7 separate regions of the Homo sapiens genome follow, and all the other regions are linked to region 4. Evidence: chromatin contacts called from ENCODE Hi-C or POLR2A ChIA-PET data. All regions are on one chromosome and are shown on one strand. Each heading gives the region's core, a stretch centred on a gene start or an enhancer-like site at or near the end of the contact. The rest is flanking DNA. Distances are from core to core; before and after follow the strand shown. Region 1 holds the start of SLC39A13 (solute carrier family 39 member 13). Region 2 holds the start of CRY2 (cryptochrome circadian regulator 2). Region 3 holds the start of SPI1 (Spi-1 proto-oncogene). Region 4 holds the start of ARHGAP1 (Rho GTPase activating protein 1). Region 5 holds the start of MTCH2 (mitochondrial carrier 2). Region 6 holds the start of PEX16 (peroxisomal biogenesis factor 16). Region 7 holds the start of CELF1 (CUGBP Elav-like family member 1).

Evidence for each region. Hi-C counts contacts between places; a loop is a spot of excess contacts on that map. ChIA-PET counts read pairs that join two places held with the same protein, here RNA polymerase II (POLR2A). Pooled maps may share reads with other maps.
Region 1: a map of CD8-positive, alpha-beta T cell shows a loop between it and region 4 (11-fold over the local background). The contact joins the promoter of SLC39A13 here to the promoter of ARHGAP1 in region 4. A Hi-C loop is called at or near these places in 1 of 168 maps with a recorded cell type or tissue (CD8-positive, alpha-beta T cell), 4 of 37 single-sample maps with no recorded cell type and 12 of 50 pooled maps.
Region 2: a map of CD8-positive, alpha-beta T cell shows a loop between it and region 4 (5-fold over the local background). The contact joins the promoter of CRY2 here to the promoter of ARHGAP1 in region 4. A Hi-C loop is called at or near these places in 4 of 168 maps with a recorded cell type or tissue (CD4-positive, alpha-beta memory T cell, CD8-positive, alpha-beta T cell and naive thymus-derived CD4-positive, alpha-beta T cell), 3 of 37 single-sample maps with no recorded cell type and 13 of 50 pooled maps.
Region 3: a loop to region 4 is called in a pooled map, with 11 times the contacts of the local background. The contact joins the promoter of SPI1 here to the promoter of ARHGAP1 in region 4. A Hi-C loop is called at or near these places in 3 of 50 pooled maps. POLR2A ChIA-PET finds 5 or more read pairs at or near these places in 3 of 52 experiments (K562, activated B cell and activated CD4-positive, alpha-beta T cell).
Region 5: a map of CD8-positive, alpha-beta T cell shows a loop between it and region 4 (17-fold over the local background). The contact joins the promoter of MTCH2 here to the promoter of ARHGAP1 in region 4. A Hi-C loop is called at or near these places in 2 of 168 maps with a recorded cell type or tissue (CD8-positive, alpha-beta T cell and naive thymus-derived CD4-positive, alpha-beta T cell), 5 of 37 single-sample maps with no recorded cell type and 12 of 50 pooled maps.
Region 6: a loop to region 4 is called in a map of CD4-positive, alpha-beta T cell, with 8 times the contacts of the local background. The contact joins the promoter of PEX16 here to the promoter of ARHGAP1 in region 4. A Hi-C loop is called at or near these places in 4 of 168 maps with a recorded cell type or tissue (CD4-positive, alpha-beta T cell, CD8-positive, alpha-beta T cell and naive thymus-derived CD4-positive, alpha-beta T cell), 6 of 37 single-sample maps with no recorded cell type and 15 of 50 pooled maps. POLR2A ChIA-PET finds 5 or more read pairs at or near these places in 3 of 52 experiments (BJ, HEK293T and RWPE1).
Region 7: a map of naive thymus-derived CD4-positive, alpha-beta T cell shows a loop between it and region 4 (30-fold over the local background). The contact joins the promoter of CELF1 here to the promoter of ARHGAP1 in region 4. A Hi-C loop is called at or near these places in 2 of 168 maps with a recorded cell type or tissue (CD8-positive, alpha-beta T cell and naive thymus-derived CD4-positive, alpha-beta T cell), 2 of 37 single-sample maps with no recorded cell type and 9 of 50 pooled maps. POLR2A ChIA-PET finds 5 or more read pairs at or near these places in 1 of 52 experiments (OCI-LY7).

What each region holds. Positions count from the first base shown.
Region 1 is chr11:47,406,218-47,409,980 of GRCh38, reverse strand. It overlaps SLC39A13 (solute carrier family 39 member 13), which reads right to left and starts at 1,391. Exons shown (of 10, transcript NM_001128225.3): 1 at 1,319-1,391. SLC39A13-AS1 (SLC39A13 antisense RNA 1) reads left to right here and starts at 699. Exons shown (of 4, transcript NR_182308.1): 1 at 699-1,029. RefSeq lists enhancers at 1-131, 132-998, 1,287-2,109 and a silencer at 1,089-1,878.
Region 2 is chr11:45,846,089-45,849,746 of GRCh38, reverse strand. It overlaps CRY2 (cryptochrome circadian regulator 2), which reads right to left and starts at 2,272. Exons shown (of 12, transcript NM_021117.5): 1 at 2,042-2,272. The coding sequence starts at 2,256. RefSeq lists a silencer at 1,502-1,611 and enhancers at 1,560-2,081, 2,012-2,251, 2,612-2,661, 2,712-2,821.
Region 3 is chr11:47,376,559-47,380,479 of GRCh38, reverse strand. SPI1 (Spi-1 proto-oncogene) reads left to right here and starts at 1,933. Exons shown (of 5, transcript NM_003120.3): 1 at 1,933-2,171. The coding sequence starts at 2,127. RefSeq lists enhancers at 1,770-1,839, 1,335-2,286, 2,460-2,509, 3,180-3,379.
Region 4 is chr11:46,698,230-46,702,114 of GRCh38, reverse strand. It overlaps ARHGAP1 (Rho GTPase activating protein 1), which reads left to right and starts at 1,496. Exons shown (of 13, transcript NM_004308.5): 1 at 1,496-1,564. ZNF408 (zinc finger protein 408) reads right to left here and starts at 1,084. Exons shown (of 5, transcript NM_024741.3): 1 at 1,016-1,084; 2 at 439-716. The coding sequence starts at 1,067. RefSeq lists an enhancer at 1,001-1,290 and a silencer at 1,621-1,740.
Region 5 is chr11:47,640,850-47,644,570 of GRCh38, reverse strand. It overlaps MTCH2 (mitochondrial carrier 2), which reads left to right and starts at 2,012. Exons shown (of 13, transcript NM_014342.4): 1 at 2,012-2,192. The coding sequence starts at 2,106. RefSeq lists a silencer at 1,822-2,091.
Region 6 is chr11:45,916,511-45,920,527 of GRCh38, reverse strand. PEX16 (peroxisomal biogenesis factor 16) reads left to right here and starts at 2,651. Exons shown (of 11, transcript NM_004813.4): 1 at 2,651-2,828; 2 at 3,035-3,070. The coding sequence starts at 2,717. RefSeq lists enhancers at 2,827-2,896, 2,843-3,595.
Region 7 is chr11:47,550,979-47,554,730 of GRCh38, reverse strand. It overlaps CELF1 (CUGBP Elav-like family member 1), which reads left to right and starts at 1,599. Exons shown (of 15, transcript NM_001376376.1): 1 at 1,599-1,739. RefSeq lists silencers at 1,324-1,853, 1,924-2,013 and enhancers at 1,361-2,036, 2,712-3,387.

The DNA.
Region 1 (3,763 bases), core at 142-2,641, 710 kb before region 4:
TCCTGCTGTCCTTGCCAGAGCGTCTGAGCATCCAAATGCTGGGTGCACAGCAATGGGGCCCTGTGTCTCCACACCCTACTCCTGAGCACTGCGTATTTTTTCCTTCTGAGCAGCTCCAGACTGTGTCAGCACCTCCGCCTGAGGCTAAACTTTCCCTAATGACAGGGTGAGGCGCTGGCTGGCTCTCCTCAGCCACCGGCGGCACGGCCCGGCCCAGCTGGGTGTCTCTGGCTGCCAGGGGAGGCCCTGCCGCCCGCGACACCCCAGAGACTGAGGCACCCCTTCTAAGGGGATGGGGTGGATTCAGAGAGACATACGTGGGGAAACTGAGCAGATGAGCCAGGGCAAGACCATCCACGCTTCTTCCTAGGACATGAGACCAATGTCCCCAGGGCACTGAGGGCAACAGGAGATGGGGCTGATGAGGAAGGAGCCTTTAGCCAGGGGATGCCTCTCTCTTGTATAGCGCAGGCTTTAGAGCCCCCACGGTGAATTCTATGCTGCACTTTGAGCTGTCTAACTCTGGGCAAATCTCTGAAGCCCCCCCTCTGAGCCTCAGTGCCCTCATCTGCAGGACAGGGATCAATATCACCTGCCTCAGCTGTGAGGACGAGATAAGCCTGAAAGTGCAGGTGGATGTACCCGGCATGAGGAGGCGCAGAGGCCCTGCCTGTGCCAGGGAAGGCCTGGGGCTCCCTGCAGCAGGAATGTGCCCAGCCGGCCGATCACAGGATGTGGACGTGAGTCAACCAAGCGAGAAGTTCCATCTGGAAACTCGGGCATGAGGTTTAAATGTGGTCTGCTCTGCCTCAGGCTGGCTGTGACCTTGAGCTGGTGATGTCCCTGCCTCAGTTTCCTCACCTTCTGATGGAGATGGGAGGGGAAGAAAGCAGCTGCCTCTGGGTGGTGGCAGAGATGCCCATGTCTAGGACCTCCAGGCCTTAACTAATCAGGGGCACTGATGAAGCCAGCGGGGCTCCACTGGGGACCACAGGCAAGACTGGGCCAGGACGAGGCGGTCACGCAGAGGTGAGGGGACCACAGGCTAGCGGGAGGGAATACACGGAGAGTCCAAGGGGAGAGGAAAGTAGAGAGTGAGAGAGCTAGAGAGAGGCGGGTGGGACGCGGAGAGGACAGCGAGGGAGGGATGGGGCGTGGGGCGCGGAGCGATGGGGGAGAGGAGGCCGAAGCGGGCGAGCCTGACTCCCGGGTCCTGGGAGCCGGCCCAGGTCTGATGAGGACCAGTCGGACGGGGCGAGGGATCGGCCGGGTCCATCACGCCCGGGGCGCGGGCCCCGAGGGTCCTGCTGGCACTCACCGTGCGGCGGCGGCGGCGGCGATCCGGGCGGCCCCAGCCATCCAGCTGCGGTGCCGCGCCCCGCCCAGGCTCTGCCCCGCCCGGCCGCCCGGCCGCCCGGCCCCCGGCCCGGGGCCGCCCCCGGCGCGCGGCCACGTCACAAGGGGCCTGTCCGGAACCCGAGGCGCCGCGTGCCGCGGGGTCGGGGGGAGTGGCGGCGGGAGGGCGCTTCCGCCTCGCGGCGGTGGGGGACCCGGGTAGAGGGCGCACTTCCGTTTGGGCAGGGCTGCGGGCCGGAGGGGAGGGTCGGTCGGAAGTGAGAGAGCCACACGCACCGCGCTCAGCCAGGCTGGGCAGGGACGGAAGCGGCGGCTCTGCGGGGACCGCGATCGACCAGGCTGCGGGGCTTGCGGATCTGGCCGCCGCTTCCCGTCCAGGGCCGCAGTCTGCCCGTGGCCGCACGGGGGCGCGCCCGGCCGCCAGACCACGCCGCCCAGGTCGGGCTGGGAGGACTACTGTGCGCTCCTGCTCTGAGTCAGCCCGGCCTGGCTCCTCCATGAGCAAGGGAAAGGGGAAGTGCCTGCCGCAGGGAGGGGCCTGGCCCCGGGAACCTCAGAAGAGGGAATTTTATTCTTACTCATCGAATTATTTTTATGCTTTGGTTTTTCACTGGGAACCTCAGGCCACTGTCTCCAGGGCTTGTAACCCTTTGGGGTCCAATGCATGGTGGCTGGACCCTGCTGATGGGAACTCCAAACCTGGGAGGCGAGGGCTCTGTGCTTCCCTCACCTGGAGGAAGCTAGACCTGACCTCTTTGGTTAGACTAAGGCAGCAAACACTGGATAGCAGTTCTTATAACCGCAATTTACTGACCACCTACTATGTGCTATTCACTTTACTCGCACTATCTCACTGAATCCTCATATTATCCCATTGTGGTGGGTACTGTTAGCCCAGGGTCACACAGTGGCACAGATGGCAGAGCCAGGATTCAAACCTGGGTGTCCTGAAGCCAGAGTATGTGATACCACTTCTCACGTCTAGGTCCTGAACAGCAGTGGGAGTCTGGCTTGGCGTTTCGAGTTTGTATTCTTCTCTGGAAATCAGCCAGTACAGGAGAAGATTCAGGAAGGGGCATGTGGGTACTCACTTGGGCAGAGATAGCGACTGAGTACAGGTCTCTTAAGTCTCTGACCCTCATCAGCCTCCCATGGCAGCTCCAACCATTTACTCTGTCACTTTCCCCTCTGCTGGGGCTCTTGAGAGCACACTCAGCTCTCAGGGCTGCCTCTGGTGCCTGTCCCACTTCATGTTGCACTGTTGGCCTTCCTTAGACCGCCAACTTCTCCCTGGTGGCCCAGCTTGTCTTCTGAAGCTTTCTGTCCATCTCACCCCACCGGGCCCATACAACTGCCAGGACGTTCTGTTCCCTCCCTGAGTTCCAAAATGGAATCCCTGGGTTAGTTTCTTGGCAAAGAAAAGCTACTCAGGGATCCTGCCCTAGGACTTCTAAAATGCCCCCCTCCCTGTATGCAAAAGCGCTCCATCTTATGCAAAGCACTTCACAATATGCAAATGATTTCACAATAACACAGTCAGCATTCCTGCCTCTGGAGGCTGAGCGCTCCTGGCCACCCAACAAGGGGATGGGCAAGACCCAGCCAGAAACGTTACTTGGTGCCAATGCACTACCCTTTCCTCCCACCTGGCCTGGAATTCCCATCGGATACCTAAGGCCCGGTGGCTCACATCTGTAATCCCAGCACTTTGGGAGGCCTAGGAAGGAAGATCTTTTGAGCCCAGGAGTTCCAGACCAGCCTGGGTAACAAACTGAGAACTGGTCTCTACAAAAAAATTTAAAATTAGTCAGGTGTAATGGTGCGCACCTGTAGCCCCAGCTACTCAGGAGGCTGAGGTGGAAGGATTGCTTGAACCCGGGAGGTCAAGGCTGCAGTGAGCCCTGATCGTGCCACTGCACTCCAGTCTGGGTAACAGAGCGAGACCCTGTCTCAAAAATAAAAAAATAAAAAAAATTACAAATTAATAAAATTGCAGGGGTTTCCAGGTGTGTGAGAAAAGTGAGATGCAGAAATATTTATTTAATATGATCCACTATTTTTATTTTTTAAGAGACTATTTTAAAATAATGACAAAAAGAAACCTTGTATATGTGTATGTGATTAAAGGTATCAGTATATATAAGTCTATGTATAATGAATACATAAAAAACATAGATAACACATTAAAGTGATATTATGGATTCTATGGTGGGAGGAACTAATGTGAATAGGGAAGGAAAAAATGTTAAAGGAAAACAACACATTAAAAGATGTGTATGGCCATATATGGCTGGGCATGGTGGCTTATGCCTGTAATCCCAGCACTTTGGGAGGCCAAGGTGGGCAGATCACCTGCGGTCGGGAGTTCAAGACCAGCCTGACCAACATGGAGAAACCCCCTCTACTA
Region 2 (3,658 bases), core at 1,023-3,522, 850 kb after region 4:
TGGGAGACTGAGGCAGGAGAATTGCTTGAACCCGGGAGGTGGAGGTTGCAGTGAGTCCAGACTGCGCCATTGTACTCTAGCCTGGGCAACAAGAACAAAACTCCGTCTCAAAAAAAAAAAAAAATAGAATTGGGGGAAAGGGGCCCAGGTATCTTTTAAAGACCCTTATGGGATTCCAATGCACAGCAGCCAAGATTGAGAACCACTGCTCTAGTCTGTCCCCTTATCTTATGTTTCTCATGGCACTTCGTTTCACTAAATTATGGTTGTTTGTTGGTAAAATGTAGGCTCCAGGAGTTCTGGAGCACAGACACATCTGCTTATTCACTGCTGTATCCCTAGCAACATCTAGAGCAGTACCTGGCAGATATTAGGCACTTATTAAGTGATCAATTAATATCTGCATTCTTACACAGCCTCTGACTTCAGGATTTGACTCAGGCATCTGAGCCACATTCCTTTTCTTCTTCACTAGATTGATAGCACGATCACAAAATGATGACCCACAAAAATCCATAAACACCTGGTTCCTAGCAAACTGGAGTTTAATCAACAGGAATTTTATTGTTGATTTTTAATCTTCCCTATCAAAAAAGAGTAGGCAGTACTATGCAATGTCCCCCAAAACCCAATAAAAGAAGAAACTCTGTGACAATGTAACAAGAAGGTAGTCGGATTCCATTTGCCTGGCTCCGACTGGTGCAGGGCAAAGTCTGAGGCTTGGCTTAATGTGCACACTAGGGATGGTCATTTGATGATGCTTGTCAAACCCAACCTCCTATCTGTAGAAAACTGGAGCAGAGACAGAGCAATAAGGCAGCCTGAAAACTGTGGGCAGGCTCTCCACAGGACTCCTTAGTTGTTCCTTCTGGGCAGGAGGGGACACTGAACAGGCCCACTGCTAGCAGCACTCACTCTCTTAGCAGGGCACACACCTTGGAGAGAAAAGAATGGTGTGCCGAGAGCCACGGTATCCTGGAAATAACCCTGTCCATCGATGCAACAAGGCCACAAGCAAACATTCCCCAGAACAATGCAAACAAACCGAGCGACTGCCACTAGGTGTTCTGAAGAGCGATGGGTACATTATGTCTCAAAACTCTTTAGTTTGAATACTGTTTACAGTGAAAATACACTAACGACCTGTTCATCTTTTTCCATGATCATGTCGACTCCATCTCCTGGGGGGTCATCAGAGGGGCCCTTGATATCATGGCTTTCCTGCTCCCTAACCTTACCACAACAGTTCATAAAAGTCTCATCTCTAATGGCTCTACTGTCCTCTAAAATCATGACAAGAGGATGACGGGGTGACACTTTGGATTCTTTTAAATTTTTCTATCGAGGTCAAAGCTCCAGAGCAGGGCTTAAAACATTTTGGAGAATCCCCTGGATTCTCTGGAGCTTTGAACATAAAGCGACTCCACCTGAAGACGCCTTTGGCTTCTTTATTTATAATATAGGGGAGAAGACCTTATTTAATGCTAAGCCAGGGTCACTTGACACCCCTAGAGGCAGGACGGTCTGGGTGCAGGGTAGCCAGGATGGGTGGTAGGGCGGATTCAAACGAGCCAGAGGCTTCGGAGTGATCTCCCCGAGCCCAGCAACGGGCTCTTGAAGAATGCGAGCAAAAACCCGTCCCGCCCTCACACTACGTTATCTCCCTTCCGCCCCTCCCTGAGTAGACCGTAAGAGCCCTAGACCAGGAGCCCCTGTTCTGCCACTCACTGGCTACAAGTCCTTGGGCAGGTCGACTTTGGGTCTCCAGGGCTCAAGGGTCTCATCTGTACAACGGGGATCATGATCTCCGTTCCACAGGCAGTTGTGAGGCTCAAAGGGGTAACAGTGCGAACGCGCTTTGTCAGAGGCTGAACCCTGGCCCACCGGCGCGTTAGGACCATGACGAATTACTTCCCCGGTCTCGGCTTCTCCCCTCTGGCCTTCCAGCCGTGGCGGGGTTGGGGGGATCGTGCTGTTCGCCGGTCACCCCAGGGTCAGGGTCCTGGCTGCGTCCCCGCCACCCAGCCCCGGGTCCCCTCACCTCCATCGGTTGATCCCGACTGAGGAGGAGGCCGCGAACCACGGGTCGAGAATGTAAACGCAGCGCACGCAGCGCGCCCCGCGCACGGCCGCCAGCAACGCCGGGTTGTCGTGGAGTCGCAGCCCTTTGCGGAACCAGTGCACCGAAGAGGCGCTGTCCGTGCCGGGCGCTGGCGCCGGGGCCACAGCTGCCGCCGTCGCCACAGTCGCCGCCATGACTGTCCAGACTGCTCCAGCCACCCCCGCTCCGCCCCGGTAGGCGACGTGGACCCCGCCCATAGCCCGCCCAGTGACCTATGACGCCGCAACTCCACCCTTAGTCCCCGCCCACAGGGCCCCAGAGCCCCTCTGCCATTGGCTGAGTGCCTTCCACCTGGCGATTGGCCCAGAGGCGCCGGAACAGGCCCGCCCCCTCACGTTCCTACCATGTGTGGGTCCGCCCGGGTGGAGCTGGCATGCGGACAAGTGACGCAGGCTGGGGCTGTCCGCAGGCTGGGGCTGTCCGCGGAGTGCCGGGAGTAGGCCAAGTCTCAAGGGACAGCGGATCTCTTACCCACGTCCTGTTCAGGGCCTGCTTCTAGAAGAAGCTGCCTGGGCTGGTAGGGGTTGCTGTGACTACAGCCAGTGACTTGCAAGACTGACAGCTGACCTTCCTATTATCACCAACATCGTCACCATCACCATCTACATCATTCTACTACAGCTGCCATTTATTAAGTGCACTTTATATGGCAAGAGACATGATCATCTCCTTACGTAGACGGTCTCATTTACTATTCTCAACTCAGCCCAGTTACATTCATTTAGCGAACCCCAGTGAAAAAGCTGCTGTTGTTTTCGTTTCACAGATGAAGAAAACGGAGGGTGCCGCAGGTTGAGTGACTTATTCAATATCATAAAGCTGCTAAGAGGATTTCACCCAGATTATTCTGATTTCGAAATTTCTGCTTTTATCCACGAAGCTATACTTCTCTTTGTGCGAAGATCCTTGGTAATTCCAAGTGGCAGAGTCTAAGGACGGGGAAGGAGTGCCCTAATATGCAGCAGTAGAGGATTTGGGAGTAAGGACTGGGAATGTGGGGGACTTGAATTGAGATAGTAATTATGCCATCAGATGAATTTATTTTCTTTTAGTCTGTTTAGTAGATCCAGTGTGTGCAAAGCACTGTACTGGATTCCGGGTAGGGTTCAGAGATGTGGAGGACACTGTCCCCATTCTTCTGGGACGCCAGGTGGAACCCTCTTGGGCTAAGACGGCTTAGTCAAGCTGCAGCTTTGGGGTTATCAGGTGGAAAACAGTCTGTTTCAACTTGACCCTAGGTTGAGCCCATGCTTGGAACCCTTCCTGGACCTGGGACAGAGTGATGAAAGCATTTAGTAATTTAGTCTGCAATTTAGTGGCATTAATTGGCACCACTCTCTAAACCAGTGTCACTGCAATCCTAGGCATTCTCTGTCATTTCCAGGGCTTTTCACGAGCTGTTCCAGCAGTCTAGATCACACTCCCTCTTCCATCTTTGTTTCTAACTCCAGTTTGCTCTGTATCATTGTTCAGTATAGATGTCACCTTCTTGCTGTCTGATCCCAACCTGAATAGTGCCCCATCTTATTCTGTGCT
Region 3 (3,921 bases), core at 684-3,183, 680 kb before region 4:
TTTGTTTTCCCAGCGCTCAGCTTAGAGCCTGGAACTCAACATTGGGAAGATGCATGGATGGACAGATAAGTGGATAGACAGATAGATGAATGAGTGGATGGATGGATAGATGGATGGGTAGATGAGTGGATTGGTGGATGGGTGGATTAGTGAATCGGTAGATGTGTGGATGAGTGGATGGATGGATGGATGAATGGATGGATGGATAGATAAGTGGATGAGTGGATTGGTGGATGGATGAATGGATGGATGGATAGATAAGTGGATGGGTGGATTTGTGGATGGCTGGATGAATGAGTGGATGGATGGATAGGTGGATGAGTGGATGGATGAATGGGTAGATAGCTGGATTGGTGGACAGGTGGATGAGTAAATGGGTAGATGGGTAGATGGGTGGATAGGTGGATGAATGGATGGATGGATGAATGGATGGCTGGATGGATGAGTGATACCAAAAAGATACTGCATTTGTATGTTTATCACAGCACTATTCATAATAGCAAAGATACAGAATCAACATAAGTGTCCATCAACGGGTGAGTGAATAAATAACATGTTATATTGTATTTATATATATATATAATGAAATACTATTCAGCCATAAAAAAGAATGAAATTATGTCTTTGCAGCAACATGGATGGAATTGGAGGACATTATCATATGCGAAACAACGCAGAAACAGAAAGTCAAATACTGCCTGTTCTCATGGGGCTCCTGGAAACCGAAGCTGATAGGTGAATGGATGGATAGGTGGATGAATAGATGGGTGGAATGGTAGGTGGGTGGATTGGTAGATGGGTGGATGAGTGGACTGGTGGATGGATGGATGAATGAATGAAGGGGTAGGTGGATGATGGATGGGTTGATGGACAGATGAGTGGATGGGTAGATGGGTGGATGAGTGGATGGGTGGATGGATGGACAGGTGGATGAATGGATGAGCAGATTCATAGATGGATAAACAGATGGAATTGTGGACTGATGGACTGATAGCAGGTGGACGGGCTGATTAATGGACATATAGATGGTTAGATAGACAAGTAGATAAACAGATGGGTGGGTGGATGAATTGACTGACAGATGAATGAACAAACAAACGGACAGTTGGATAAATGGACACATAAGTGAATGCATGGTGGGCTTGATGAATGGATAGCTGGATGGACAAATAGACAGACAAATAGATGCATGGGAAAACAGATGAATGGTGGATAGGCAAGAAAGGTTTGTAAACCAGGAGGGTTAGATTGATATTCAGGCATTGCCAAGGGATGGGGAAACTGAGAAACCTGGGCTGGAAACAGAGCCCTAGGGATTTGAATGTGGTAATCAAGAAGCTGGGAGGGGAGGGTATAAGAACCCAGGACCCTCTTCTGGTGGTAGGGAAGCCCATGTGAACAGATTCAGAGGGAAGGAAGAAAGCAGCACTATGCTGAAGACCCTACACCTGAGCCCAGCCTCAGCCTAGGGATAGCCTAGGCAGTGGGGGTGCAGGGCCACAGGAAGAGCCAGGCCTGATAGCCTGCTAGATCAGAGCCCTCACCCAGGAAGGCTGACTCCAGAAAGTGGAGGCCCCAAGAGGCCACCCCTTCCAGCTCTGACCCCAATGAGGTGACTGTTGGCTACATAGGGATCTCAAAAGAAGCAGGCATTTGTTGGGTTAGAGCAAAAGCCTCCCAGTGGTGTGGCAGAGCTACACGTTCTCCCTCCCATCCTCCCTCCCCAGCTTAGCCCCCAAAGTCATCCCTCTCAGTCCCAGCTTCCTCTGGGCAGGGGGCCTGGACCCCATGGCTTCCCAGGCCAGCCCTTTGAGCACCACCTGCCCCAGCCGGCCAGAGACTTCCTGTATGTAGCGCAAGAGATTTATGCAAACGGGTTGGGGCGGTGATGTCACCCCAAGGGGACTATCTCCCAGCGGCAGGCCCTTCGATAAAATCAGGAACTTGTGCTGGCCCTGCAATGTCAAGGGAGGGGGCTCACCCAGGGCTCCTGTAGCTCAGGGGGCAGGCCTGAGCCCTGCACCCGCCCCACGACCGTCCAGCCCCTGACGGGGCACCCCATCCTGAGGGGCTCTGCATTGGCCCCCACCGAGGCAGGGGATCTGACCGACTCGGAGCCCGGCTGGATGTTACAGGCGTGCAAAATGGAAGGGTTTCCCCTCGTCCCCCCTGTGAGTACCGGGACTCCTCCACCAGCCCAACCCGTGGCCCTCGGACGCCTGCCTGCCTGCCCACGAACCCGCCAGCCCACCCACTGCCCTCCTGGCTTGCTATCAGTGGGAAGTCAGGGTTTCCTCCCTGGAACTCCTGGCCTGAGACCCAGCGAGGGGGCCATTGGCTTCCTCGGAGCATGCCCTGGCGGGCTGAGGCCAGGCCCACGGTGGGGCTGTGATCGGTGGGGCCTGAACAGTTATTTATAGACAGGGCTCGGGTGGCAGGCGGAGGCCGGGGCTCCTGGGGAGGGTGCTGGGCTGAGGATGGTGAAGGCGGTGGTAGAGAGGTAGAGGAGGGAGATGGGGGGACTGGCTTGGGGGAGGCCGGTCCCCTGGATGGGAAGGGGTTGAAGGCAGGAGGCAATGGGCAGAAGTCTTGGCCCATGGCCTTGGGGCTCCTGGAAACCAAAGCTGATGGAACTCTGGGTCCCCAACGCCCAGTCTGGGGCCTGGCACAGAGGACATGATTGTTGACCAAAGGGTCAGGGCCATGGGCCCACAGGGGTACCCACAGGAGACAGGGACTGGTGCTGGAAAGGAGCCAGGAGTGGAGCTGAGACAGTGCAGTTAGGGCTGGCCCCAGGGCTGGAGTTCAGGGAGAGGCGCGGCAGGGGACAGGGCTGGGACAAGGCCAGGACTGAGATTGGGGCTGGGTGGGACCTGGGGTGAGCATGTGATAAGTGAGAATGGGGGCTGAGGCTGGGACAAGGACAGGGACTGGGTCTTGGGGGTGAAGAAGTGGGAGCCCCAGGGGACCCCGAGAAGAGAAGGGCAGATCGCCACTGCTCCTCACTCTCAGTGACAGTTGCAGCCTTAGGCAGGTGTCAGACCAGGGTCCCTCGGAAAGGACCCTTCTCCCTTTTCCCACCCCATGACCTCTCAGGAGTGAGGAGGCTTGAGGGGAGCCGGGAAGGGCTTGGCAGGCTGCCCACCTGAATCCACTTTCCTGGTCTAGAGGCAGCTCCCTTCCCCCACTATGCCCTGGCTCAGAGCCACCCCAGGAGGCTGGGAGGCACCCCAGGCCTGACATCACACCAACCCGACCAGAGCCGGGCTGACATCCTGCAGCGAGGCTGTACTACCTGGAAACCCAGAGGGGCAGGCTCAGTGCTGGGCTCCTGGCCTCCTCACTTGGCCAGCCACAGGCAGGACCAGGCAGGACCAGCCAGCCTGCTGTGGCATCCACACCGACACCCCTTCCCACCTGGGAACACGAAGTGGGCGGCCCAGGCAGAGGGTGACGGAGGTTGTCTCAGAAAGAGCCAATTCTGCCTCAAGAAAGCCACAGGCCCACTGTCTCTGATCCCTGACCTCTCAATTCTGAACTCCAGGTGGAGCTAGATGGGTGGCAGAGCTCCTTGGGCCATCCCTAGGCACCCCCAGCCCTCTCTGCAAGCTCCAGGGTCACTCTGAGTGTCTCCTGGTAGGGTGGGCTCCCAAGGCAGCCCCGGTCCCCCAAGCCCAGCCCTAAGGGCCACAGTGACTGTTATGCAATCCTGGGCCACACGCTGCGGGGGCGGGGAGGCCTGATGACTGTTGGGAAGGCTCCTGGGTGTGCACGGCCCTGTGTCTGTGCCAGTAGGGGGAGGAGGACAGGGAGGAGGGAGGAAGGTGGGAGGAAAGAAGGAGGACAGGGAAGAGGGGGAAGAAAAGGAGGACAGAGGGGAGTGAGGAGGGGGAGGAGGAAGCAAAGGAGACGGGGAGGGGG
Region 4 (3,885 bases), core at 247-2,746:
AGAAAAAAGAAAAATAAATAAAATAAAATGGTACTTATTGTGCAGTGAAACCTTTTATCTTCACTATTTCATCAGCTCCTCCATATAATCCCAAGAGAGCCACTGCTTTGTTTCACAGATGAATTAAATGCGGCACGTAATTTAACCAGCTAGGTGACAAAGCTGGAATTTGATCCCATGCTTTCTTAATTCCAAAAACCTTAGCTCTTGACCTTCCTCACTCACTGCTGACACTGTATGATTCCAGCTTTCAACAACTTTTCAAACCTCGATTCTTTAACTACTGCTGCTGAGAGGAGACAGTCCTGAAGAGAAGGGACAAGACTATCTCCTATCTCTTGAAATACTCTCTTTCTTCAAATTGAAAAGCTGTCTAGCAATGTCCAAACCTCCCCTACATTTTCAAGGGCGGAGGGAAGTCGCTCTATCCTTCAATACCTCCTCCTGCCGTGGCTTTACTCCCTCGCCCTTCTCCTTGGAGGCAGACTCCTCTTCCAGCGGCCCCCACAGCAGGCCGGGCTGCAGGGGGTCCCCGACACACCAGACCCCCAAGCGCTGTTCCTTGGCGAGTGAGGGGCCAAGGGCCAAGCCCCGGGGAAGGCTCTTTAAAGCGAGGATGTCTCGGGTCGGCTCGGGTGGGACGTCTTTGAGGCCCTGCGTACAGCCTTCTCCGGAAGGGTTCCATCCTAAGTCCAGGCCCAGGCGCGGCTCGCGGGCTGCAGAGAGAAGGGAAGACAGTGAGGGAGCCACCCAAGAAGGTGGGAGGTGGGGAAAAGTGTGGGAGGAAACCGCAGGTCCAGGTGGGCCTGCGGAGCCCGAGGGACAGGTGAGGGCTCTAAGGAGGGCCCTGAAAGTTTTGAGGAGGCTCAAGGGCTCTTCAGAAGCCCCCAGCGACTCTGAGGGCACTGGAGGATCCTGGGATCCGGAGGAGAGAAGACTGAGGAGAAAGCTGACCACAGAGCGTCAGATCCACCTGGGCCAAGGTTGAGGGTCGCGGACATCGCAGGTCACTCACCGAGTTGCAGCGCCTTCTTCCCCTCCAAGAGCAGCTCCTCCGCCTCCTCCATTCCGGGTCAGAAAGCCTCCCTACGCCGGAAGTGAGCTTCCTCTTCTCAGCTCCTCCAGGAAACAGTCACGGACTTCCAAATTTTTTTCTCAGGAAAGAAGCCTCAGAGCTGGACCTCATTGGTGCACAGGACTGGGAGTTTGGGAGTACTGGGGAGGCAGAACTCTGTCCGAGAGCAATGCGAACCTCGGATTCCGGAGGTGCACCAGTGATTCGACTAGCTGGGAAAGCGGAACTAATTGTTCCAGCCATCTCTTTGGGAGCGACGAGTCGGACAGTTATGCTGTTACCTCCCCGAGGCAGGAACTTAGGCGGGCATGTGCAGGAAGTGGGCGGGGCTCCTGGAAAGGCCATGTTTGGGGCCGGAAGTGGGTTGGAGGTGTGGCGGAAATGGTTGGGGATAGAAGAGAGCGGGAGGGGGCGGTTCCCGTTCCACCGCGGAGCCGGATGTTTGCCGAGCCTTGACAGGCGTGGCAGAGGGAGCAGTGCCCGAGCGCGGTGAGCTGCTGGGCGCGGGGTCTCCCCGGGTGGGGATGGGGAAAGGAAAGGAGCTGGCCAGGTCGTCCGAAGGGATGGGGTCCGGATGGGGAGGACCGGAGCAGATCCGAGGAGGGGAACGGGGGTGGAACTGGGCTCAGAGGCCTGGCCTTCCTGCAGGGTTTCTGCCCCATTTTGGCGCCTGCAATAAGAGGACTTAATCATTTTCACTACCTTCTTCCTGCCTTCCCCAGGGCAGAGTCCAGGCCGGATCGCTGTCATCCAGCAAGCCGGCGGGAGGGGGAAATCTCCCAGATCTGATCTGGCAAAGCACTAAGAAGAAGAAATTTGGGGGAAGTGTTCCTCCTTGCCACTTATTAGGCCACGCTTTCAGTTCAACTTATTTATTTTTTTAAGACGGAGTTTCACTCTTATTGCCCAGGCTGGAGTCTCGGTTCACTGCAACCTCCGCCTCCCGGATTCAAGCGATTCTCCTGCCTCAGCCTCCTGAGTAGCTGGGATTACAGGCGTCCGCCACCACGCCCGGCTAATTTTTGTATTTTTAGTAGAGACAGGGTTTCACCATGTTGGCCAGGCTGGTCTCGAACTCCTGACCTCGTGATCCTCCCGCCCCCGCCTCCCAAAGTGCTGGGATTATAGACGTGAGCCACTGCGCCCGGCCTCAGTTCAACTTCTTAATCTGTGAAACAGGATAATTGCAAAACGTAACCTGGGCTTTGTAAACCGTGAAGCTCTATGCAAACATAATTGTAGTTGAGAGTTGTAATTGCTGTTGTATTGTGGTGGGATTTGCAACTGGGAGGCCGATTCCAACGTTGAGAATATGATTTCTTTTCTTTTTTTTTTTTTAGACGGAGTCTCACTCTGTCGCCCAGGCTGGAGTGCAGTGGCGTGATCTCGGCTCACTGCAACCTCCGCCTCCCGGGTTCAAGCGATTCTTCTGCCTCAGCCTCCCAGGTAGCTGGGAGTACAGGCGCGCGCCACCACACCCGGCTAATTTTTGTATTTTTAGTAGAGATGGGGTTTCACCATCTTGGCCAGGTTGGTCTCCAAATCCTGACCTTGTGATCCGCCCGCCTCGGCCTCCCAAAGTGCTGGGATTACAGCCGTGAACCACCGTGCCCGGCTGGTCCTCTCTTTCCTCACTGTAAAATGAGCTTAGTAGAACATGCCTCATCAGTGCTATCGTGAGGTTGAGTTTGTGTCCCCAGTTCATGGTCCTATATAGGCCCTCAACAAGTGTGGGTTCCCTTCTTTACTTAGGAGATGAATTAATTGGTTCATTCATTCAACAAATGATAGCATCTACTATATATCAGGTGTCATTCTGAATAGACCAGAAGTTCTTAAACAGTGATTCTCAGAAGGTGTATGAACCTCTTAAAATTGCATACATCTCCTAAGTTTTCTTAGGGAAAAAGTCCACACATGTTACCAATTTCAGAAAAGTCTACAACTTCCTAAAAGTGATTGCCTAAGGTGATCCTTAAGATTTTTGTAAAGGTTTACCTGCTGAGAATGGAAAAATTAATCTCAGAGTTGGGTGTATTTTGCACAGAGTAGAGCAGGCTTGTGGGTGGCTGGTGTCTTAAACAGGCAGGATACTTCATTTCTACTACTTGATGTTAGAATTTCCCTGTGCTAGCTTCCTCACCCTCCCACTGAATGGGAGTTTAACTTCCAGGCTCAGAAGTTAAACTGTGGGTTGGGGGTAGTGGGAGGGGCCAGTCTGACTGGGAGATGGGAACCACTGGGCTTAGTTATGCTGGGAAAGGAGGTTATGTGGGGGCGTTGAGGGAGGTCATGTCTGGAAGAACTGACAGCATAGAAGAGCAGTCACTGGAAAAGAGGTGAAGTTCAAGTTCAGCTCCCTTTTAGATGGTGTCCTTCTCCCTCCTTCACATCCACCCCAGCTCCCAGCTGCTCCTTTTTTTTTTTTTTTTGAAACAGAGTTTTGCTCTTTTGCCCAGGCTGGAGTGAAGTAGCTTGATCTCAGCTCACTGCAACCTCCACCCCCTGGGTTCAAGTGATTCTCCTGCCTCAGCCACCTGAGTAGCTGGGATTACAGGCACCCACCACCATGCCTGGCTATTTTTTTTTTTTGTACTTTTAGTAGAGATGGGGTTTCACCATGTTGGCAAGGCTGGTCTTGAACTCCTGACCTCTGGTGACCCACCCACCTTGGGCTCCCAAAGTGCTAGGATTACAGGCATGAGCCACCGTGCCCGGCCCCGGCTGCTCCTTCTAATCCTGTTGTTCACTGCAGCACAAAGTATTTCTGAACACTGGAGAATTATATTTCTGGGAGGCGCCATTGCCTC
Region 5 (3,721 bases), core at 763-3,262, 940 kb before region 4:
AATCCCAGCACTTTGGGAGGCAGGTGGATCACTTGAGTTCAAGAGTTTGAGACCAGCCTGGGGCAACATGGCGAGACCCCATCTCTACTAAAAATACAAAAAAAATAGCTGGGCATGGTGGTGCACACCTGTGGTCCCAGCTAATTGGGAGACTAAGGTAGGAGGATCGCTTGAGCCCAGGAGGTGGAGGTTGCAGTGAGCCGAGATTGCACCACTGCACTCCAGCCTGGGTGACAAAGAGAGACCCTGTCTCAAAAAAAAAAAGAAAAGAATCCCCTGCTAAATAGTCTCTCTGGCTCAGCTTTATGTTTCTAGATTCAGTTAGAAGCAACTTGTTTCTTACAACTTTATTTTTTATTTATTTATTCTTTTGAGACTGAGTCTCGCCCTGTCACCCAGGCTGGAGTGCAATGGCGCAATCTTGGCTCACTGCAACCTCCAACTCCCGAGTTCAAGCGATTCTCCTGCCTCAGCCTCCCGAGTAGCTGGGATTACAGGCACCCGCCATCACACCCAACTAATTTTTGTACTTTTAGTACAGATGGGGTTTCACCATGTCGGTCAGGCTGGTCTTGAACTCCCGACCTCAGGTGATCCACCCACCTCAGCCTTCTAAAGTGTTGGGATTACAGGTGTGAGCCACCGTGCCCAGCCAATATCTGTATTTCAATATAAAGTTTTTTAAAAAAAACCCTTTCCTATGCATAATTTCACTTAATGCTCATAATAACCCTGAGAGATACACAGTAGTGTTAGATTTAGATACAAAAACTGGAAATTAAAGTAGCTAAAATGACAAATGGATGCAGTGGAAAAGCCAGGATCCAAATCCAAGTCTTTCCCCTACAGTACTTCACTCTGCTCCAAGCTCAGATTCACCAAATGTTGTTTGATAGAACACGTGAGCTGGGGCTGAAGGAGCAGGGACAATGCCTTTTTCACTTTTGCCTCTGATAGCCTGTAGACTGGTAGGCACTGAAGTATTTGTTCACTTGTGCAATAAATATTTATTGAGCACCTCGTATGTGCTGGGCACTGAAAACACAACCGTGAACAGAGGCTGTCACGGTTCCTGAACTCATGGAGCTTTCATTCCAGTGGAGGAGACATAATTTCAGTGATAATGCTACGACGGGGCACAATGTGGGAGAAAATAAGAGGGAGGTGGCCAGGCGCGATGGCTCCTCACTCCTGTAATCCCAGCACTTTGGGAGGCCAAGGCGGGTGAATCACGAGGTCAGGAGTTTGAGACCAGCCCGGCCAACATCGTGAAACCCCGTCTCTACTAAATAGACAAAAATTAGCCGGGCGTGGTGGCGTGTGCGTGTAATCCCAGCTACTAGGGAGGCTGAGGCAGGAGCATTGCTTGAACCTGGGAGGCGAAGGTTGCAGTGAGCTGAGATCGGGCCACTGCACTCCAGCCTGGGTGACAGAGCGAGACTCCGTCTCAAAAAAAAAAAAAAAAAGAAAGAAAAAGAAAAGGGGGAGGTAATTTTAGAATGGTCAGAGAAGGTTTTTTTGAAAAGATAACATTAATCAAACGAATAAATGAATGAAAAGCCACTCGCTAGCGGATTCATTATTTGCTATACTTATTTAGAGTTTGTCAGTCACGAGACTGTTACGGCTCTGATGCTGAGTATCTTTTGAATCCTATGTTGATGATGCCCAAAAGGCAAGTGCAGAGATGAAGCATAATGAAGAATCCTTTTCAATTTCTTTTCAGTCCTCTGACCTTGCCTCTGCCGTCACGGTCACACTCCCCCACTGACACTCCCATTCTTCTGTTTCCGGACACTTGCGGCCTGGAAGCGCATGTGCAAGAGAAACCGTCATTCCTGGTGAAGGGCGAGCCCCCGGCAGAACGCATGCGCCTCTGTCCCTTAAGCCCCGCCCCGACCTCAGCGCCCCCTCGCGAGCGCCTGCCGTTTCTCGGGGCGGGACGGGGGGGCGGGGACTGGGCGGAGAGGCGCGTGCTGCTGCGTGCGTGCGCGCGCGCCGCGGGCGGGCCAGTGAAACCGGCGGCCCTGGCACGTGACCTAGGACCGGCTCACCGGGTCGCTTGGTGGCTCCGTCTGTCTGTCCGTCCGCCCGCGGGTGCCATCATGGCGGACGCGGCCAGTCAGGTGCTCCTGGGCTCCGGTCTCACCATCCTGTCCCAGCCGCTCATGTACGTGAAAGTGCTCATCCAGGTATGAGGCGTCGCCGCTCCCTACCCCGCCCGGCGCCCCGTTCGGTCGCTGCTGCTCAGGGCGCCTGAGGATCGGCTCAGCCTTGCGGGCCTTTCATTCTCCCGAGATGCTGCTGCTCCTCCGCTGCCCTTTACCTCCCCGCAGGGACAGCTTCCTCAGTCCCGCGGCCCCGCTTGGGGGCCTCGCCGAGCCCTCGCCTCGCCGCCCAGCGTTGAGGCCCTCTCCTCCCTTAGCCAACCGCCACCCGGCCCTGCCCTGCCCGGCGGATCCTCTGAACTTTGGTTCTTCGTCACTGAGGTGGATCCTGGCCGGTCGCCACCAAAGGCTTCCGAACCCTCCCTCTCGCCCCTCCGAAATTCACATTCACCACTACTCCCCCCAAAATCTCAGACGCAAAACACGAAATACTCAGTTGAAGACAAATGTGAAGTTAGGTGGGAACCAACATTTTATTTTTTATTCCTTTTTTTTTTCTTTTTATGCTACTGTTACTACTGCTTTTCTGTTCCGAGGTTTTCGCACCAGATACTGAGAGAAACACAAGGAGCTCATTCAGAAGTGTTAATGAAGGGGTTGCTCTGTCAGATTTCGGAAGGATGCATTGAGCGCTTTCCAGCAGCGGCCCATGTGGCTCCTGACAATGAAAATCACATTTGTCAGAGCTGGAAATTAGTGAAGCTGAGTTTTAGCGAGTTTAAACATGGGAGTTAGTTTCTAATCTACTGTCAAATAATTATTACATGGTATTTTATATTCACATGCAGGTAGGCCAAGTAAGTGATAGACTTAGTGTTTCCAGTTCCTTTGCTATATCCCTGTAATGGGCAGGTCATTCTTTTTTTTATGCTTTTACTGAGAGTTGACATAATTACCTCATGCACTGTGCCTAGGAATGGAACAGTTTTTAGAACCCCTGTCTCGCCGTCTACTTTTCTGTAAAAAATAGGCAAGACACTAGAGAGGGCCCCATTTCTTATTCTTGAGTTGTTGGGAATCCAAATTATTTCTTGCTGAGTAGACCTGTGTGAATTCAGATTCCATATGTTAAAGGCTATTGCAAATAAATTCTTTGTACTTAGAACAAAGACTGATTAGAATGTACTGTAACATCCAAAACAGAATTGGCACATTTGGGGCTAGATAGCATCGGAGGTGACAGCATGTTGCAGTATATAGTAAGAACCCTTGGGGCCGGGCGCGTTCGCTCACGCCTTCCCAGCACTTTGGGAGGCCGAGGTGAGCGGATCACGAGGTCGATGTTTGAGACCAGTCTGACCAACATGGTGAAACCCCGTCTCTACTAAAAATACAAAATATAGCCAGGTGTGGTGGTGCGTGCACGTAATCCCAGCTAGTCGGGAGGCTGAGGCAGGAGAATCGCTTGAACCCGGGAGGTGAAGGTTGCAGTGAGCCGAGATCGCGCCATTGTACTCCAGCCTGGGCAACAGAGCAAAACTCAGCCTCAAAAAAACAAAACAAAACAAAAAAGAACCCACTACTCAATACTTCTCTGGGAGACGGGGTTTTCT
Region 6 (4,017 bases), core at 1,402-3,901, 780 kb after region 4:
TGTGACCCTATTAGACGAGTGAGGCTCCATCTCTGGGCCTCTGGTACTCTCGTAGGTAAATGTTGGACTGGTCTACCTCTCTTCCCCTGTGACTTGGGGCAAACTGAAGGAGAGAGGATACGGCTCAATCTGCCCAAAGGTCCTTCCAGCCCAACAAAGACGGCCAAGCCCAGGCAGGGGGCCAGGGAGCAGGGGAGGGGCCTCCTGCACACACCGCAACTCTTTGTCTCTGGGCCCTAATCCGGCCTGGGATCTAGAGAGGAAATTCAGGCAGCCCTGCTGCTGCCAAGCTGGCTAGACCCATGCTCCCCTTCCCAGTTCTGCAGGGAGGGAGAAGAAACTGGTTCCAGCCCAAGCCCCTTCCTATTCTGTCCTGGGGAGTCTGCCCCTCTCCCCTCCACACCTTGCTCTCAGAATCAGGACCTCCAGCCCAAGGAGTGCTGAAGAACCTCAAATTCTCTCTCTGTACCCTCTCCACAGCTGCAGAGGGAGGGCTGGAGGAGTGGCCAAACTGGAGGTTTGAGGAACAAGTTCACTAAGGTGTTGGTGCACAGCAGGGCCCTGCAGGGCTCAGTGGCTCACACCTATAATCCCAGCACTTTAGGAGGCTGAGGTAAGCGGATCACCTGAGGTCAGAAGTTCGAGACCAGCCTGGCCAACATGGCGAAACCTCGTCTCTACTAAAAATACAAAAATTAGTCAGGCGTGGTGGCGGGCGCCTGTAGGCCCAGCTAATCGGGAGGCTGAGGCAGGAGAATTGCTTGAACCTGGGAGGCAAAGTTTGCAGTGAGCTGAGATTGCACCATTGCACTCCAGCCTGGGCGACAGTGAGACTCCGTCTCAAAAACAAACAAACAAACAAACAAAAAACAAGGTGGGGCAGAGGAAGGGAGAAGGAGCCTCACCTTGAGGGCCCTGAGCCTAGGTCCTAATCCCAGTTGCTAACTGGCCTTATGACCAAGGAGCCTCAACATGTCACAGCTTTTGTGGGCTGTGGGCAGTAGGAGAGAGGGCACTGCCACTGGAGACCTGCGCTGTGGCCTCTTTGGCCAGTGCCTTGCTGTGCCATGTGGGACAAATCCTTTCCCCTCCTTATTGGGCCCTAATTTCCCATCTGTGAACAGTTCATAGCAACTTGGGGCTGCTGGGAGGAGGGCAAGCAAGCCTGGAACCCAGAGCGTGGCCAGAAATGATGTCGACGATGCCCATGACCACCTCCTCTGTTCTCCAAGACCTTTGCCTCTCCTCAGGCCCCTGGTCACCTTTCCCTGGGTCTTCGTTCTTTGATGTGAGAAGAGGGCAGCTTTAATCCCCCACCTGATAGAGAAGAAAACTAAGCTGTGGAGTAGGGTGGAGTGAGGGAGTGGAAGGAAGGTTGTGGTTTCCTGGTGAGGTGTGATGCTTAGACCTGGTCTCTAAAAATAAAATTAAAGTTAAAAAAAATGAATTAAAAAAAACCGCCTAGTCTCTGAGGTCAGAAAAGACCAACACTCAAATTTTGGCTGGGCGTTCTTAAAAGGATGCTTTCTTCATCTGGAGATATCTGGTGGAGAGGATTAGGTAAAATAATGTATTACTATTCTCAGGGTACCATAAATCCGCTGGCCCGCTCCCTCAGGCCACTGGCCCACGGCTCCACCCATGTCACGCCCCTTTCCCCGCAGCCAATCAGCGCTACCTCCCCAGAGCGCCCGTTCCCTCCACCACTCGCCGCAGATCTCCCGGTGCCACCCGTTCCAGGGAGGCTGCTTGGTTTGGGAAGATACTCCCCAGGGGTCTCCCCTTCCCTTGGGGGCGCAGCTGAGGACTGCGAGGTGCGTCCGAGGGCCAGAAAGCTGAGATCGATTCTGAGTTCAAGGATCAAGTCTGCCCTCAAACCATTTTACAGATCGGGAAATCCGAGACCCAGAGAAGGGATACTCCCGCCCAAGGGCCACCGAGCCGAGAGAAGCCCGGGCCAGGGCTTTCTTCGCGTATGTGGGAATGCAGGCGCGAGCCCTTTGGGGGGCACAGTCCATACGGGAGCTGAGGCCGAAGCCGGAGCACTAACTGTGCTGTCTAGGGGATCGAGACGGCACTAGAGGGCTGGACTCCTTACTGCCTCAGTTTCCCCAGCACTACCTTTGTTGAGGAAACGGAGATGGGGATACTGGCCGAACGCGCGCCTGCTGAGACACAGTGCAACTGTATTTAGACGCCCCGCACCTCCCCAAATCTGATCGAGGCTCCTTTTTTCAAGCACCCGCTATCTCTCAGCCCTTTAAAATCCGGCCCTGCCGTTCGAGTCTCTCGGCGTTCCATTGGAAAGACTCGGGGCTCCAGCTCCCTTCTCTAGAATGAACTGCTCTGACTGCCGCCCGGCTTTACCGGAGCTTTAACTGCGCAGGCGCAAGGGCAGCCAACCCGGTAAACGGAAGAGCTGGGTGCTGACGGCGCTGGGCGGGTCAGGGGCGGAGAGCGTGCTAACCAATGACTTGAGGGAGTAGGGGGCCGGGTTTGGGCCCTCAGTTGCTAAGGGCTACCCGAGTGGGAAGCGGTTCAAGAGATGGGGTGAAGGGTGGTTCACCGGTTCTTCAAGTCCTCAGCCTTCTGGCCCGCGGAAGTTAAGCAACCAAGAGGCGGGCCTAAGACCGGAAGCAGGAAGGAGGGCGCAGGAAGCAGGGCGCCGCAGCCTGTCGTACGGTCCTTCTGTGGGTCTGTCGGTGCCGAGGGCAGGATGGAGAAGCTGCGGCTCCTGGGCCTCCGCTACCAGGAGTACGTGACTCGTCACCCGGCCGCCACGGCCCAGCTGGAGACAGCAGTGCGGGGCTTCAGTTACCTGCTGGCAGGTGCCACCCTGACCTTTGATCAGTTCCTTCTGGGCCCTGACCTATGACCCCAGTGGCCCCCTTCCCTGCGGAGTCAGGGTAGTGATCGCTGTGCTTGAGAAGACCCGTCCAGGTTCCCAAAGGGCGTAGGGAGGGGATTTCCGGGACCCGAAGACGAAATGTGAGGCAGATGCTCACTCACACCTCCTTCTGTACCCTCTCCCCAGGTCGATTCGCCGATTCGCACGAGCTGTCAGAGCTGGGTGAGCCGGGCTCTGGGGGTGGGGGATGGGGGATCGGCTGCCTGGCCCCTGGTGAGTTCCCCAGAGAGGGTGAGCACCCCAGCCCGAGGACCTGGGCTGCCCGTTAGACACCTTGTGCTATGACTGAATCGGCACAAGGTCTGTTGTTCATTGTCCTGGGCCCTCCATGTCCCTAAGTCAAGAGACACGTCTGGGGACCTTATCTGAGTATTCACTACTGGCCAGGCGCTGGACTAAGTGCCTTTCTTACCTTTACTTGTTAATCCTCCCTACAGTCATATTAAGTGGTACTTATTGTCATCACTGTCCATTTAAGGAAGAAGCTCAGTGAGGTTAGAGAACAGTCACTGATGGTCCCAGAACCAAGATTCAAGTCTAGATCTCCCAGATTCCAGGATTCCCAGATTGTAACTACCTCAAGAGTGTTTGCCCAGTGACTGCTGTCACAGTCCTGAAAGAATGCACTGGGTTTTGAAAAGCAGAGGTGAGGCCAGGTGCAGTGGCTCACACTTGTAATCCCAGCACTTTGGGAGGCAGAGGCAGGTGGATCACGTGAGGTCAGGAGTTCGAGACCAGCCTGGCCAACATGGTGAAACCCCATCTCTACTAAAAATACAAAAATTAGCTGGGCATGGTAGCAGGTGCCTGTAGTCCCAGCTACTTGAGAGGCTGAGGCAGGAGAATTGCTTGAACCTGGGAGGCAGAGGTTGCAGTGAGCCGAGATTGTGCCATTGCACTCCAGCCTGGGCAACAAGAGTGAAACTCCGACTCAGAAAAAAGAAAAGTGGAGGTGGAATAGACCCTCAGGAACAGGCTGCCAAGAGAGAAAGGGCCAGGAGGTGGGACCGTGTATCTGTGGCAGTTCAGAGAGCGATGGGCAGTTGTGGGCAGCTGGATGACCAGTGCCATCCAGCAGGGCAGTAACTGGCTTGTCACTGAGATTGACC
Region 7 (3,752 bases), core at 350-2,849, 850 kb before region 4:
GAGATCGCGCCACTGCACTCCAGCCTGGGTGACAAGAGCTAGACTCCGTCTCAAAAAAAAAAAAAAACTGTGTTAGATAATGATAAATGTTTTGGATAAAAATGAAAGTGGGATTGAAAGCATGGGTGTGTGTGTGTGTGCACATGCCATGCATGCAAGCAGTGTAAAATAGAGTGCTTAGGGAAGACTGGACTGAGAAGGTGACACTTAAGTCAAAGTCTGAAGGAGGTGAGGAAGTGAGCCATGTGGATATCCACATGATTCTATGGAGCACAAAAGGAGACAGACTCTCTGCTTGAAACATTTCTACAACCTATAGCAGCAAATATATGGTAATATTTGTGACAACATTCTGTAAGCTATAATGGTCTATAAATATAGGATGTTTTCAGTCAACTACACATAAAACTATTAACAAGAACAAGATCATATATCAGCATTATGAATGTATATAAAACTACCCAGTACAATTAGGGAATATGATCATGTACAATTTAAGGACTATATGGTACCAGAAAAACTCTGGTTAGTTTTTTTCCCCCCCAAAGGCGAAAGAGGAAAACCCTTGAGGCTTCTGCTTGGAAGCCCACTTGTTGTTTGTGGTAAGGTAGGATATAATCAGTATTTGTGGGTATAAAAATTATATTCTCTGGGAAGCCAGATGATGTTAGAGAGAAACCATCCCATGAGTTATTTGCATGTTGATGGGGCCAAAAGCTTCCAGAACAAAGTTTTCTTTCTTAATCTGCATTTAACTGCCTCACAAGGTCTGGAACCTAGGAATAAATGTTGGCTTAAACAACAACAACAACAACAACAAATTGTACTGCTTGCGTTCCATCTAGACCCAGGGATTCCAGAGTAACTCAGGAGGAAGTCTTTAGAGACCTAACCTGAGTTAAGAAAAAAAAATATATATATATATTTTTTTTTCGGTAAAAGCAGGTTATGGCTGGGCAATCGGTCTCTTAATAGAATCTTTGTGAACTTCCTTATGTCGCAGCGATCGTTGCCAGGTTGTGCGTTCACACTGATTATCTTGCTAAAAAGCACTCCCTGCACTTGGAACACACATATTCACATCCCAGCAAAGAAGGAAGGCCTGGATGCTGTTGCTTGTCTGCTGGGGCAAAAAGGGGCGTGCCATGTGCCCAACGCTGGCCAAGCACCAGTCACTCACTCATCCATTTATTCAACAAATATCTTATTATGCTCCTATTCAGTGCCCAGTAGGGGTGCCTCCTTGCCCACCAGGGTCATCTAGAGCTCCTGTGGGTGCGATGGGCGGAGTCGAGAACTTCAGATTCCCAGGCCTGGCTCTTCCCTCCAGTAGGGATCGGAGACAAAGAGATGCGCCCCTGCAGCTCCCTAGGTTGAGGGCTCCGCCCGCGGCCCCAGGGGCTTAGGTGCGGCTGCTCCTCCACTTCCCAGCCCGAGGGGGCGCTGCAGCGCCCGGCGCTCGGCCCGCCCCTACGCCGCGCTCCGCTCGCATCGGCGCTGCGGGCGGCGCCGCGGTGATACGTTCCCCCTCGCCGCGCTCCCCCTCCTCCTCTGCCCTCCCCGCCGGTGGTAGGTGCCGGAAGTGCCGCCATTTTGGGGTGTTCTGCTCTGGCGGCAGCGGCAGCGGCGGCGGGACGCGGAGGCTCCCCCGGGATTCGGCCTCAGCAGCGAGGCGGCGGCGGCGGCTGCGGAGGCGCAGGCAGCAACTGAGGCAGCGGCAGGCTCAGGTGCAGCCGCTGGTGAGTGCTGCGGCCGCAGGATAACGGGCCGCGGGAGGGAGGGAGGGGAAAAAAGGCAAGAGGGAGGCGCCGCGGGGCGGGTCCGGTTAGGGAGGCCGCGGGTCACAGGGCCCTCCGGGCGCGGCCTTTTCTCGTTCCCTGCGTCCTGGGGTAGGGCTGCGATCTCCTCCTGCATGTCGGGGTCCCCGGCTCCCCGGGTCCTGTCGCGTTTGCCCAGCGCGTGCCCCCGCGCCCAGGGAGACCCGCCCTCCTCGTGGCTTTGCTTCCTCTCCCCGCGCCCTTTACCTTCACTCTCTAGGCTCAGAGGCCTCGTGCCCTGCCCAGGGCCAGCTCCGTTTTCCTCGTCTTTCTGGCTGCCGTGCTGGACCCAGGCTACCTGCCCGGGACACCCCATCTCTGCCCCTGTCGTCTCACGTGTTCTTAGTGTCCACTCCTGTGGGTGCCGAAGGGTCCGCGCCCCTAGAAGGCAGCGCTTTTCCCGAGCCTCGAGAGCCCCTCGTTCCTCGCCCCAGATCCGCTACGGCCTTGGCTCGCCCTCCCCCCACATCAGGTGCTCACCCAGTCGTGGCCTAGTAGCTGGGCAGGAATCTCGCACCCGGGAGCGGGAGGAGCACATTAAAGCGCTTTCTTCGCTAGGGACCAGGCTTTGATTTTAAAGCCAGTGGTGTCGTGGTTGTGGTCCTCCGGGTAGGATGTTGTTGTAATTCTTGGAGACCATTACACATGCACCAAGGAGCTTCTCATTGGTTTAGGCTCATACCCATAGTTGAGGGGAATGTGGTAAGATTTTGACTGGAATCTGTTTCCGCAAAATGGAATCTCTTTCTCGCCAGGAGAGAGCTGTAGGTTTATTACCTTCGAGTAAAAAGGCTGTATAACAGTTTTAAAGAGCATGAAATGCTTTATAATGTGTGCAGTGTAAGAGGTTACAAATAATGAATCTTTTACAAGAACTTCATCTTTTTTTTTTTTTTTTTTAAGACGGAGTTTCGCTCTTGTTGCTTAGGCTGGAGTGCAGTGGCGCTATCTCGGCTCACTGCAACCTCCCCAGGTTCAAGCAATTCTCCTGCCTCAGCCTCCCAAGTAGCTGGGATTACAGGCATGTGCCACCAGGCCTGGCTAATTTTCGTATTTTTAGTATAGACGGGGTTTCACCATGTTGATCAGGCTGGATGGTCTCGAACTCCTGACCTCGGGTGATCCACCCGCCTCGACCTCCCAGAGTGCTGGGGATTACAGGCGTGAGCCACCGCCCCCGCCCGGAACTTCACCTTTTAAAGTTCTTTTCACTGTCTTTGATTACCCATGAATTGGGAAGGCTTTAATTGGATGCTTTCCCCTTGCCCACAAGTGTAGCTTCTCTCCAAGCGCTTTGGAAGTTTCAGCCTCTCTATTAATCCTTGGTGAGAATGAAGGCGTCTCAATATAGAATCACCCTTTCTGTTTTAGCATTAAAGAGTCCACTTAGAAAATCATGGAATTACAATAGCATGCACAAACTGTTGCTACAGTGATTTTCTTCTCATGTTAATTTTTATATTCTTCAGGCTTTACTTACCTAGTATGTGGTTTCTGATCATGAGTTAGCCAAGATTGAAGCAGCACTGTTGGTAAAGCAAAGCTGGAGCTTTCAGTTGTTGCTTTAACCAGGAAGGTTATGGTTCCCCTAGTGGTTCTTTCCTCATGACAGTCCACCACCTGTTTCCATTAAGAATGGCCTTTGGCCCAGATCACAGGCCTCAACTTCTATTCAACCATTCATTCTGACCCCTTTAAAGAAAACCCAGGGTTTTCTTTAGAGATTGTGCTATCTAGACTTAAGATCTGGTAGCAAGAGGGGCTGTTAGAGATGGAATATCTTTTCTAGAACCCCTTCACTTTTTGGATGAGGAAACTGAGGGCCCTAGAAATTAAGTGACTTACTTGCCCAAGGTTATGTTTTTTTTTTTTTTAAACAATATCACGAGTAATAATGCAATCTTCCCTTTGAGGTGTAATGAAATGGGAAAGGAC